Regions from separate parts of the Homo sapiens genome. Here region 2 is linked to region 1. A link is a loop called in an ENCODE intact Hi-C map of the cell type or tissue named here. Cell type or tissue: endothelial cell of umbilical vein. All regions are shown on one strand. Links, peaks and the distances in the headings refer to the core of each region. The heading gives the core; the rest is flanking DNA.

Region 1 (5,702 bases), core at 527-4,526:
GAGGACCAACTGCTTGATATCGCAAATGACAGTGGCCTTAAAAATATGTTTGATACAACTTCAGATCTCCATATATTCTGGATTAAAATCAAGGTAGAATATCCTGAGATTGCCACAAAAGCACTGAGGACCCTGCTTCCATTTCCAGCACTCTGTCTTTGTGAAGCAGGATTTTCTGCAGTGACCACAATCGAAGTGAGATACAGAGTAGACTGAACATAAGCAACACATTTTGGGTATAATTGTCTCCCATCACCCCCAGATTGGACTATTTGCAGGAAAACAAGCTCAGGGCTCCCACTGATTCTACATCATGCTGAGTTGAGTAATTATTTCATTATATATTACAATGTAATAATAATAGAAATAAAGTGCACAAAATATAATGCAGCTCAATCATCCCGAAACCATCCCCTTCACCCCATCCATGGAAAAATTGTCTTCCACAAAGCTGGTCCCTGGTGCCAAAAAGGTTGGGGATTGCTGAGTTAGAGCACAGATGTGTTGCCTCAGTCCTACCTTAGTAGTGCAAATTCTTCAGAGTCTGAGCTTCATTCTGTACTTGGTCCCGCCCTTAAGCTGTTCAAGCTACTGGTAATTCTCTCAGCCCTTGTCCAAGTAAGCCCCCCAGGCAATGACTCACAGATAAGTTTCGTGTTGGCCACAAAACATTTGTAATTTCTAGACTTTAACTACACCACATAGTCACTGCAGGAGGCTTGTGAGCAATATCTGAGGCTCCTTCTGTAACTAATCACTTCCTGCTTATTTTGGAGAAGCTGTGCATGACAATGGACTCTGCTAAAAGGGCAATTAGTAAATGCCTTTTAATAATTTCACCTTCAATCTCCTGTATAATCTCCCAGTCCTGTGTGTGTATGTGTGTGTGTGTTTTGATAGGGAACCAGAGCTCTCATGTTTGACTACTTTATTCTTTCACTTTTCCTTTCTGTGTTCCAGTCTCTTAGACAGAAATAGTTTTGTTTTTTTTTTTAATTTTCTTTCTAATTGGGTGAGAGTATTCCTTATATTATTTCTGTCGACTTCATGAAGTAGTTTTTGCCCTTGACTTACTGTAGCTATGCTATTGAATGGCTTTAGATGGATCTGGTTTGCTGTAAGAATGGAAAACTATCACCTTAATTCTTCATAATATTGTCTCCATGATACATGCTTACATATATGTACAGATAATATGTATGATATTAATTTTTGTTACCAACATTTATCGGAAAATTTTCCTAAAACAAGTAGGTGGATGCTTTTTAAAAATCAACCTTAAGATTGCCATCTTCAGTCTTTTTTTCAGCCTTCGCCAGAGATTGCTGGGTCCATCCGCAGACCCTGGCCGGGCTACGGATGAAAGGAGTACTCAGACACAGGTATCCAGTGAAAGAGCAGTTAAGGGACTGCCCGGCAGTAGGTGGCCGAAGAGTGAGCAGTCTCAATAAGCTGGAGCTCTTTGCTTTTATTCAGTACAGACCTAATGCCAAAAGCCTGGAACCAACACAATCTGTGGGTAATTAACATTGTTGTTCCCCCTTGTGGGAGCAGTCTCGAATGGGATGATCAAAAGTTGGTTTCTGGACAACATAAGTAAACAAGCCTATTTAGATAAACTCTCTTATATTTCCTTGTACCTACTCCTCACCCTCTGCTTCAGGGTAAGAGAACAGCTGCCTTCAGCTTATTCTCCTCCAAAGTTTTGCAGAGCCTTCTGACATTTCAAAAGGTCTGCTTCTTTCCCTACAGCTTCTTCCATCACGCTGACCAATCCCCCATAAGAGATAATGCAAAACTTCACTTGCTAGCCTGAACATAATTTTGTGCTCTATGGCTATCAAAATATTTAAATGATGGACAAATTCTTGTATGAGTAAATTATCCTTATGTCTAGTAAGGATGACTATTCAGTCTAGAGAATTCTAATTATGGACTCTTGACAATAAGACTTTGAATATTTTCTGTTTCACATATCAGAGTACTCATATGAATCTTCTTGTTACTTCAGTAAATTTTGTATTCAAGGAGTAATTAGGCTTATTTTTGTAAGGAAGTAAATTCCACCTCAGGAGAACTGTTTAGTGACTTCACTTCCTCTTCTTCAAACTCTCAGAGAAAAATGGAAATGCTTCATGCAAGAGATAAGATAAGTCTTCAAAACAACATTTGGTACATTAAAAATTTATTATAGGTGCCAGGATAAATTTGGTGCTACATAACTTTCCTGAACCAATAATGTTTTAAAGATATTTATGATGCATTATCTGAAATACATTTAAAAACTCATTCTGAAAACTACACAATTCAACTTGTTTTTAATGTAAGCATTATAGGATTTTTTTTTTTATTATTGTACTTTAAGTTGTGGGTTACATGTGCAGAATGTGCAGGTTCGTTACATAGGTATATGTCCCATGGTGGATTCATGAACCCATCAACCTGTCATCTACATTAGGTATTTCTCCTAATGCTATCCCTCCCCCAGCCCAACACTCCCTGACAGGCCCTGGTGTGTGATGTTCCCCTCCCTGTATCCATGTGTTCTCATTGTTCAACTTCCACTATAAGTAAGAACATGTGTTGTTTGGTTTTCTGTTCTTGTGTTAGTTTGCTGAGAATGATGGTTTCCAGCCTCATCCAGGTCCCTGCAAAGGACATGAACTCATCCATTTTTATGGCTGCATAGTATTCCATGGTGTATATGGGTTGCTTCCAAAGCTTTGTTGTTGTGAACAGTGCCATAATAAACATAAGTGCATGGGATTTATAATCCTTTGGGTATATACCCAGTAATGGGATTATTGAGTCAAATGGTATTTCTCATTCTAGGTCATTGAGGAATCCCCACACTTTCTTCCACAATGGTTGAACTAATTTACACTCCCACCAACAGTGTAAAAGCGTTCCTATTTCTCCACATCCTCTCCAGCATCTGTTGTTTCCTGACATTATAATGATCACTATTCTAACTGGCATGAGATGGTATGTCATTGTGGATTTGATTTGCGTTTCTCTAATGCCCAGTGATGTTGAGCTTTTTTTTCATGTTTGTTGGATGCATAAACGTCTTCTTTTGAGAAGTGTCTGTTCATATCCATCGCCCACATTTTGAAGGTGCTGTTTCTTTTTTTTCTTGTAAATTTGTTTAAGTTCTTTGTAGATTCTGGATATTAGCCCTTTTTCAGATGAATAGATTGCAAAAATTTTCTCCCGTTCTGTAGGTTGCCTGTTCATGCTGATGATAGTTTCTTTGCTGTGCAGAAGCTCTTTAGTTTAATGAGATCCCATTTGTCAATTTTGGCTTTTGTTGCCATTGCTTTTGGTGTTTTAGTCATTAAGTCTTTTTCCATGCCTGTGTCCTGAATTGTACTGACTAGGTTTTCTTCTAGGGTTTTTCTGGTTTTAGGTCTTATGTTTAAGTCTTTAATCCATCTTGAGTTAATTTTTATATAAGATGTAAGGAAGAGATCCAATTTCAGCTTTCTGCGTATGGCTAGCCAGTTTTTCCAACACCATTTATTAAACAGGGAATCCTTTCCTCATTGCTTGTTTTTTCAGGTTTGTCAAAGATCAGATGGTTGTAGATGTGTGGCGTTATTTCTGAGGCGTCTGTTCTGTTCCATTGGTCTATATATCTGTTTTGGTACCAGTACCATGCTGATTTGGTTACTGTTATTTACCTAGTAGTCATTAAGGACCAGGTTGTTCAGTTTCCATGTAGTTGTGCAGTTTTTTGTGAGTTTCTTAATCCTGAGTCCTAATTTGAAACTGGACCCCTTCCTTACAGCTTGTATAAAAATTAGCTCAAATGTATTAAAGGCTTAAATGTAAAACACAAAACCGTAAAAACCCTAGAAAGAAATCTAGGCAATACCATTCAAGACATAGGCATGGGCAGAGATTTTATGACTAAATCACCAAAGCAATTGTAACAAAAGCAAAAATTGACAAATGAGATCTAATTAAGAGCTTCTGCACAGCAAAAGAAACTATCGTCAGGACAAATAAACAACCTACAGAATGGGAGAAAATTTTTGCAAGCTATCCATCTGACAAAGGTCTAATATTCAGAACCTACAAGGAACTCATACAAATTTACATAAAAAATCCCTATCAAAAAGTGGGCAAAGAACATGAACAGACACTTCTCAAAAGAAGGCATTCATAAGGCCAACAAACCTATGAAGAAAAGCTCAACATCACTGATCATTAGAGAAATGCAAATTAAAATCACAATGAGATATCATCTCACAGCAGTCAGAATGGCAATTATTAAGAAGTCGAGAAACAATAGATGCTGGCGAGGCTGTGTAGAAATAGGAATGCTTTTACATTGTTGGTGGGAATCTAAATTAATTGAACCACTGTGGAAGACAGTGCGGCAATTCCTCAAGGATCTAGAACCAGAAATACCATTAGACCCAGATATCCCATTACTGGGTATATACCTAAAGGAATATAAATCATTCTATTATAAAGATACATGCACCTGTATGTTTATTGCAGCACTATTCATGACAGCAAAGACATGGAATCAATACAAATGCCCATCAATGATAGACTGGATAAAGACAATGTGGTACATATACACCATGAACACTATGTAGCTATAGAAAGGACAAAGGTCATGTCCTTTTCAGGGGCATGGATGAAGTTGGAAACCATTATCCTCAGCAAACTAACACAGGAACAGAAAACCAAACACCACATGTTCTCACTCATATGCGGGAGTTGAACAGTGAGAACACATAGACACAGGGTGGGGAACAACACACACCAGGGCCTCTCGGGGGGCAGGGGGATAAATAGATAATGCATTTGGTACTTAATACATAGGTGATGGGTTGATAGGTGCAGCAAACAAAACAGGTTTGTTACCTATGTAACAAACCTGCACATCCTGCACATGTATCCCGGAACTTAAATAAAATTTTAAAAAAAAGACTCCTAGTAGATGCCTAGACCTTACATATACTATGTTTTTCCTATACATACATATCTATGGTAAAGTTTAATTTATAAATTAGGCACAGTAAGAGATTAACAACAGTAGTTAATAATAAAACAGAACAATTATAACAAAATATTATAAAAAAATTTACATGGACATTGTCTTTCCTTCTCTCTCTCCCTTTAAAAATACCCCATTGTATAATACCTTACTCACCTATTTTTGAATCAAGGTTGACCTGGGGTAAGTGAAACTGCAACAAGCAAAATGACTGATAAGGTGGAACTACTAAATGTTTATATATGTAAACATTACCTTGTACTTTCTCTTAACTCACCACTGTTTTTGCCACACCAAAAGACTTCAGTAAACTTTAGCACGAATGCTCAGTTTCTAGGCTAGGAAATTACCTGAGAATTCTATTTCTGTGGAGAATTTGAGACAGCTATATAGATAGAAGGCACAAAACCAAGTTTCCTAGCCGTAGAATGTAGTTGATGACAGGGCATCTTTATTAATAGAGAATTTGATCTATATTATAAGGCCAATGAAGATTATAGAATGGGAAAAAAAGGTTAAGGTTAGCACTATCCAGTGTCCAACACAGAGAAGCAAAGGTACCTTGAAACTCAAGGAGGATATGCACTCCTTGATGTAACATTGCTTGGAAGAAAGGATATTGTTATGAGAAAGCTAACATATTACAATGGCTAAGGTATGTGAAACCAGCAGGTAGCATAACCATGCA
Region 2 (5,702 bases), core at 843-4,842, 77 kb after region 1:
ATGCCCTGGTCCACTGCCACTGCTGGGCAGCTACAGCTGTGCCTAGGAGGGTGAGGCTCCCGCTCCTCCAACTTGGAAGGGGGTGGGGCTTCTGCCGGTTCCCAGTTCCCACCAGCTCTGTGTAGTGTGTGGCCCTTGCCATGCCTCCCCACTGCAGCTGGTGTCGTGGCAGTGGCCACTCCAGACGGGCCATCACTCCCATCATTACTATCTCAATCATAACGAAGTGTGAACTGGTTTAATATTCTTGCCAGGCTGGCCCGGTGGCTCATGCCTGTAATCCCAGCACTTTGGGAGGCCGAGGCGGGCGGATCACGAGGTCAGGAAATCGTAGCCATCCTGGCTAACATGGTGAAACCCCGTCTCTACTAAAAATACAAAAAGAAATTAGCCGGGCGTGGTGGTGGGTGCCTGTAGTCCCAGCTACTCGGGAGGCTGAGGCAGGAGAATGGCGTGAAACCGGTTGGTGGAGCTTGCAGTGAGCCGAGATGGTGCCACTGCACTCCAGCCTGGGCGACAGAGCGAGACTCCATCTCAAATAATAATAATAATAATATAAATAAAATATTCTTGCCAGTGTTACAAACAAATAGTGCATATCAAATGTATCAAATGCAAGTTGACTAAGCTATCTGTGAAAAATTTTAAGAGGCCTGAGCTATGTGTTTCTACACACTATGTAAACAGATAGCATGTTCTCAGATGGAACAGAAGAAATGATACAGAAAACCCAAAAATAAAAGAAGGGAGAAAAACCACTGAGCTTCTTTGATAACTTACCTTTACAGTAACTCCAAAAGATAATAGTTAAAAGAAAATGGAATGATAAACTTCACATATCAAGGTGTGTCCACATAGCTGCTGGGACCTTATAAAAAATAATACTCCATCCTATTGGTTTTGCAGCCAATTAACATGTAGAAATTTCACATAATCTCTCTGTACCTTAGTGTCCTCACTAGTAAAATGGGGATCATAATAATATTACTCATAGGACTGCTGTGAGGGTTAAATGAGTTAATGTGAAAATCTCTTAGGAAAGCACAGGGTATATAGGAAGTACTTTTCAAATTTTAGCAATTACTAATTTCATGCTTCCTAACAGGATATTCATTCATCATAGATTAAAGGTACTATCATACTAATGATGAAAATCACTATGTCTGAAAACTGTATTCATTACAATGTGACATATATAATTGATGGCCAATAATGATTCGGAAAAACCTATAAATTCTGTGTAAGTGTTTTAGATGCAAATTCTGATACTGAATATATATATATATATATATATATATATATATATATATATATGCATATATATATATATATGCATATATATATATATATATCACAAGCATATTAGTCTTTAGGGATAAAAGATAGCAATTATTGAATAGTAGAAATAAAAGTTATTGATTTTTATGAATGTAGTAGTTACTCTTTGTTAATGGCCAGTGAATATATAAATGCACTGAATTTTTAAAATTACTATTCTGTTAAGAAAATTTAATCTCATGTCTAATTCAATATTTTGACCACTGTTGATGAACATCTTTGTCATGTATTTTTACACAAAGTCTTTTCTGTGTTAATTCCTACTCTAATTCATGGAAATGTTTTCAAGGTTATATCGAGAGTCAAATGAAAATGATTTCCCATAGCATAGATCAACAACATAATTGGGGAGAAAAAATAATTAAAATAATTATAATTAAGATGTTGGTTATAAAGGATACAGTCCTTATTTTGTCAATAAGTGATTTAGAAAACCAGAGGTTTCTTTTTTTTTTTTTTAAATCTCAGTTCACTGCAACCTCTACCTCCTGGGTTCAAGTGATTTTTCTGCCTCAGCCACTCAAGTAGCTGGGATGACAGGTGTGTGCCACCGCTCCCAGCTAATTTTTGTATTTTTAGTAGAGATGGTGTTTTGCCATGTTGGCCAGGTTGGTCTCAAACTCCTGACCTCAAGTCATCCACCCCCCTCAGCCTCCCAAAGTGCTGGCGTTGTAGGCGTGAATCACTGTGCCTGGCTGAAATCCAGAGGTTTCATAGGCTACTTCTGCATGAAATTTCAAAGAGAAGCTGGAATTTGTGCTCATCCTGGAAAGGTATATACAATACATATACTTCAGATCTGAGAGTGATACAGTGATTCACTGTTACTAGCTATTTCAGTTATCCACATAGCAAATAGCTCCCAAATTGTGTAACTCAACAACAAATATTCACTTTTTTTGTGATTCTTTAATTGTATCAGGGACTTGGGGGGCCATTTATCTTTGTTTCACATTGTGTTGGCTAGGATAGCACATGCAGCAGGATCCAGCTGGAAGTTTTAGCTTGGGTGTCAGAAAATACTGAGACCTGAATGGTTCTCTACCTCAAGGAGGGTAGCCAGGCTTCTTACATATTGGCTCGGGGATCCAAGAGAGTGAAAGCAGAAGCAGTCAGGCCTCTTTAGAGCTGGTCTCAAAAATGACTCAGCGTCACTTTAACGACATTTTCTTCCTGGTCAAAACAAGTCATAAGGCAGCTGGAAATGAAGAGGAGGAAAAATATATGGCCTCTCAATGAAAGGAGCAATAGGTACACCTAGAACTGCAGGGATTAAGGATGACTATCTTTTTAATCTGAAAACCACCATATTAGTACTGGAATACTGTACGTTTCCTTTTGATTTTCATAAACTCTGAATATTACAATATTTCTTTTATTAAACTTGTCTAGAATTACCCAGTCTAACTGCTTCCTGCTAAGATAACAAGTGATACAACAATTGGTACCCAGGAGTGACCCTAGGAAACAGACCTTCGAAATGGAATTCTGGGATTGGATCGCTCATATGTTTGAGGAATGTGTATATAGCTTCCTTGCCAGAAAATACTGATAATCTATGGCATGCATCTTACAATTATGTGGCCTACTCTTGGAGGACATGGGCCAAAAAATTGTGAAAGATTCCCAATTTCTATCACTCAGGCTGCAGAAGCATCTATGTGAGTGTGTTCCAGGGTATAAAGTCCAGGAGGATAAACTGTAATGTTGTATTGGGTAAAATCTATTGACATGGCTTCATAATCCTCAAATTCAAGATGAATGTACTATCTTGTGAACCTGGGTGTGGCATCAGTGATCTGTTCAATTAACTAACTAAAGCCTGGTAAATGTAATAGCCTATAGTCTACGAGTCAAAAATGCCAGAAATGTGTCATGTAAAATCTGTTAAGGCATTGCCTTTTCATACCAACTGAAGGAGTCAGATGATAACAACTGGAAGATATTATACTAAGAAATGCTTTGATGAGAGGGTTTGTAAACATCCTTGAAATGCTCAATGGTAGCTGTCTTCTGTGAGCCAGAGATTACTGTGGGATGCTATAATAAAGTTGAATTTTCTGATCTCACTGGGCATGAGGATAATAAAGTAGTAGAGGTGGGTGACAGGACTTAACTACCAGAGATAAGGTAGAAGGAATTATTACAATAAGCCATACACAAAAAATGGTGGTCAGAATTTGTGCACACAAGTATCTGTGGTGTTGGGTAATTTATCACAATATTGCTAGAAACAAAATAGAACATCAGCTACTAATATGCTGCTTGACATATAACAGCAAAACTATATCCACATTAAGCAGGTAGACACCTAACTCAACTCACTGTTGTGAGGATAAATGGCCTCATACTAAGTTTCTAGGCATTAACCACTTCATAGCTTTGGATTGACCTAACCTTGGGCATACCGGGTCTTTCTGAGAACAGATCTTACAACATGGCAGCTGATGTACATTGTGAATCTTCCCTCAAGCTTTCCCAAAAGTGGCCTGCTGCTGTTTACCACGATGAAAGTAGTATCCATACCAGCACTGGTTTGTATTATTTTGGTTCTTTGCCCAAAGTAATTTTCAGAAATATATACTTCATCTCTCCTGGGTTGCTGTGGGCTATGTCTCTCTCCAATAGCTCCTTTGCTTTTGCCTTTCCCATGTTTGGTAACAGCTTCTCTTTTGCTAACCCTGCTATACTGAACTATTCCCTGTTGGTTTTCTTAAATCTTGCCCACATTAAAAAAATTATTTTACTAAAATCTCCTTAAACTAATTACTCTGATTATGAAATCAGCTTCCATAAGGAATCTTGACTAAATGAACTTATCATAATAAACTTATAATTATCAGCAAGTGTTAGGTACACAAATAAGAGAGAAGGCATTCTTACTGAACAAGAATGTGACAGTAAATTGGGTTAACCCTTATTTATTTATTTTTTTTTTTGAGATGGAGTCTTGCTGTGTTGCCCAGGCTGTGTTGCAGTGGCATGATATTGGCTCACTGAAACCTCCACCTCTTGGGTTCAAGTGATTCTCCTGCCTCAGCCTCCCGAGCAGCTGGGACTAACTACAGGTGCCCACCACCACACCTGTCTAATTTTTGTATTTTTAGTAGAGACAGGGTTTCGCCATGTAGGCCAGGCTGGTCTCTAATGCCTGACCTCATGATCCACCCACCTTGGCCTCCCAAAGTGCTGGGATTACAGGCGTGAGCCACTGCACCCGGCCTCCTTATTTGTATTATAATTTTTAATATATATAGATGTCTTTGGGATTGTTGAAAATTCATTATATCTCTTGACCTAGGTGTTGCTTTGAATATTTACCTATTATTGAGTATTTTTTTTGACAGCCAAGATTCAATTTATTTAATTTTTTTCAAATTTGGGGATAGGTATTACAGAAATTTGTTTTCTTCACCACATATAATTAGCTTCTGGCACAAAGAATGTTCACCTGGAGCTTCCTGGTATTTTGCTGATTTGGTTTCTTCTCATCTGAATGCTCCTTTCTATGCCTCTGGTTTTCATGTAGCAGTTTTCACCAAAGCTAAGATGGAGGCTTCATTGAAAGACAGATCTGTGTCCATCTTGCATCAAAACTACTATAGAACATTGATTTGTTCTGCTTTATAACTATTTGGGGTAAAAATAGTGATATGTCAAAATATACTGTGAAGAAATGTACCTTGTACATTGATATATTAATAGTTGTCATATACATTTTTCATAATTACTATCATGGAGAGCATGATTCCAGTTTTCTATGTATGTGTTCTGCAAGCCAAACATTTAACCAGGTTAAGCCATTCACAGTGAACCAGGTAGTAATTTAGAATGTGTTCTCAAAATATTACAAAATTTAGACATAAAAATATTCCACAATTTAGAATGTGTTATCAAAATATTACAAATTGTAGATATAAAAATATGACACCAGCCTTTTAGTGCTGGATGTAATCAAATTTTTAGCTTTGTTGTTTTTGCTATGGTAGGTACTAGAGATACAAAGATAATTATAGCATAGTCTCTATCTTTGTGAATTAAGAAGAAATAGGCTCAAAGTTTTCTTTTTCACAAAGTTGTATCTTCTAATTCAGCCAACACATACAAACACAGTTGGTCCTTGAAAAACTTGGCCTTTTCTATAACAACAATGACATCTTCAATGGTGTAACCCTCCAGACTTTCAACATGTTCTCTCTATTGGAGTTCTCTTTTGTATCATTGACAATCCTTTTCATAGAGTAATCCTTAAAGGTCTTTATGACACCCCAATTTAGAGGCTGAATTATAGACATTGTCTTTCGTGGCAAGATCACTTTGATGCCTTCAGTTTTGAACTCATGAAGTTGTGAGTGACCAGGGTC

The links. Peaks named below come from ENCODE experiments on the same cell type or tissue, not always from the same donor. Only the 100,000 strongest peaks of a DNase experiment are listed, where the experiment ranks them.
Region 2: a loop joins it to region 1, with 8 times the contacts of the local background. A loop is called at or near these places in 1 of 110 quality-filtered maps.

Annotation. Positions count from the first base shown.
Region 1 is chr4:32,140,176-32,145,877 of GRCh38, forward strand. The region is part of intron 1 of LINC02506 (long intergenic non-protein coding RNA 2506); the gene reads left to right. LOC124900845 (a long non-coding RNA gene) reads right to left here and starts at 603. Exons shown (of 2, transcript XR_007058441.1): 1 at 520-603. In endothelial cell of umbilical vein, for the core only: no CTCF peak of the experiment used is centred there; DNase peaks (open chromatin) are centred at 726 and 2,066; H3K27ac peaks cover 1,484 bases.
Region 2 is chr4:32,216,625-32,222,326 of GRCh38, forward strand. No RefSeq gene overlaps it. Among named protein-coding and RNA genes, the nearest start is that of LINC02353, 130 kb to the right of the region's middle. In endothelial cell of umbilical vein, for the core only: no CTCF peak of the experiment used is centred there; no DNase peak of the experiment used is centred there.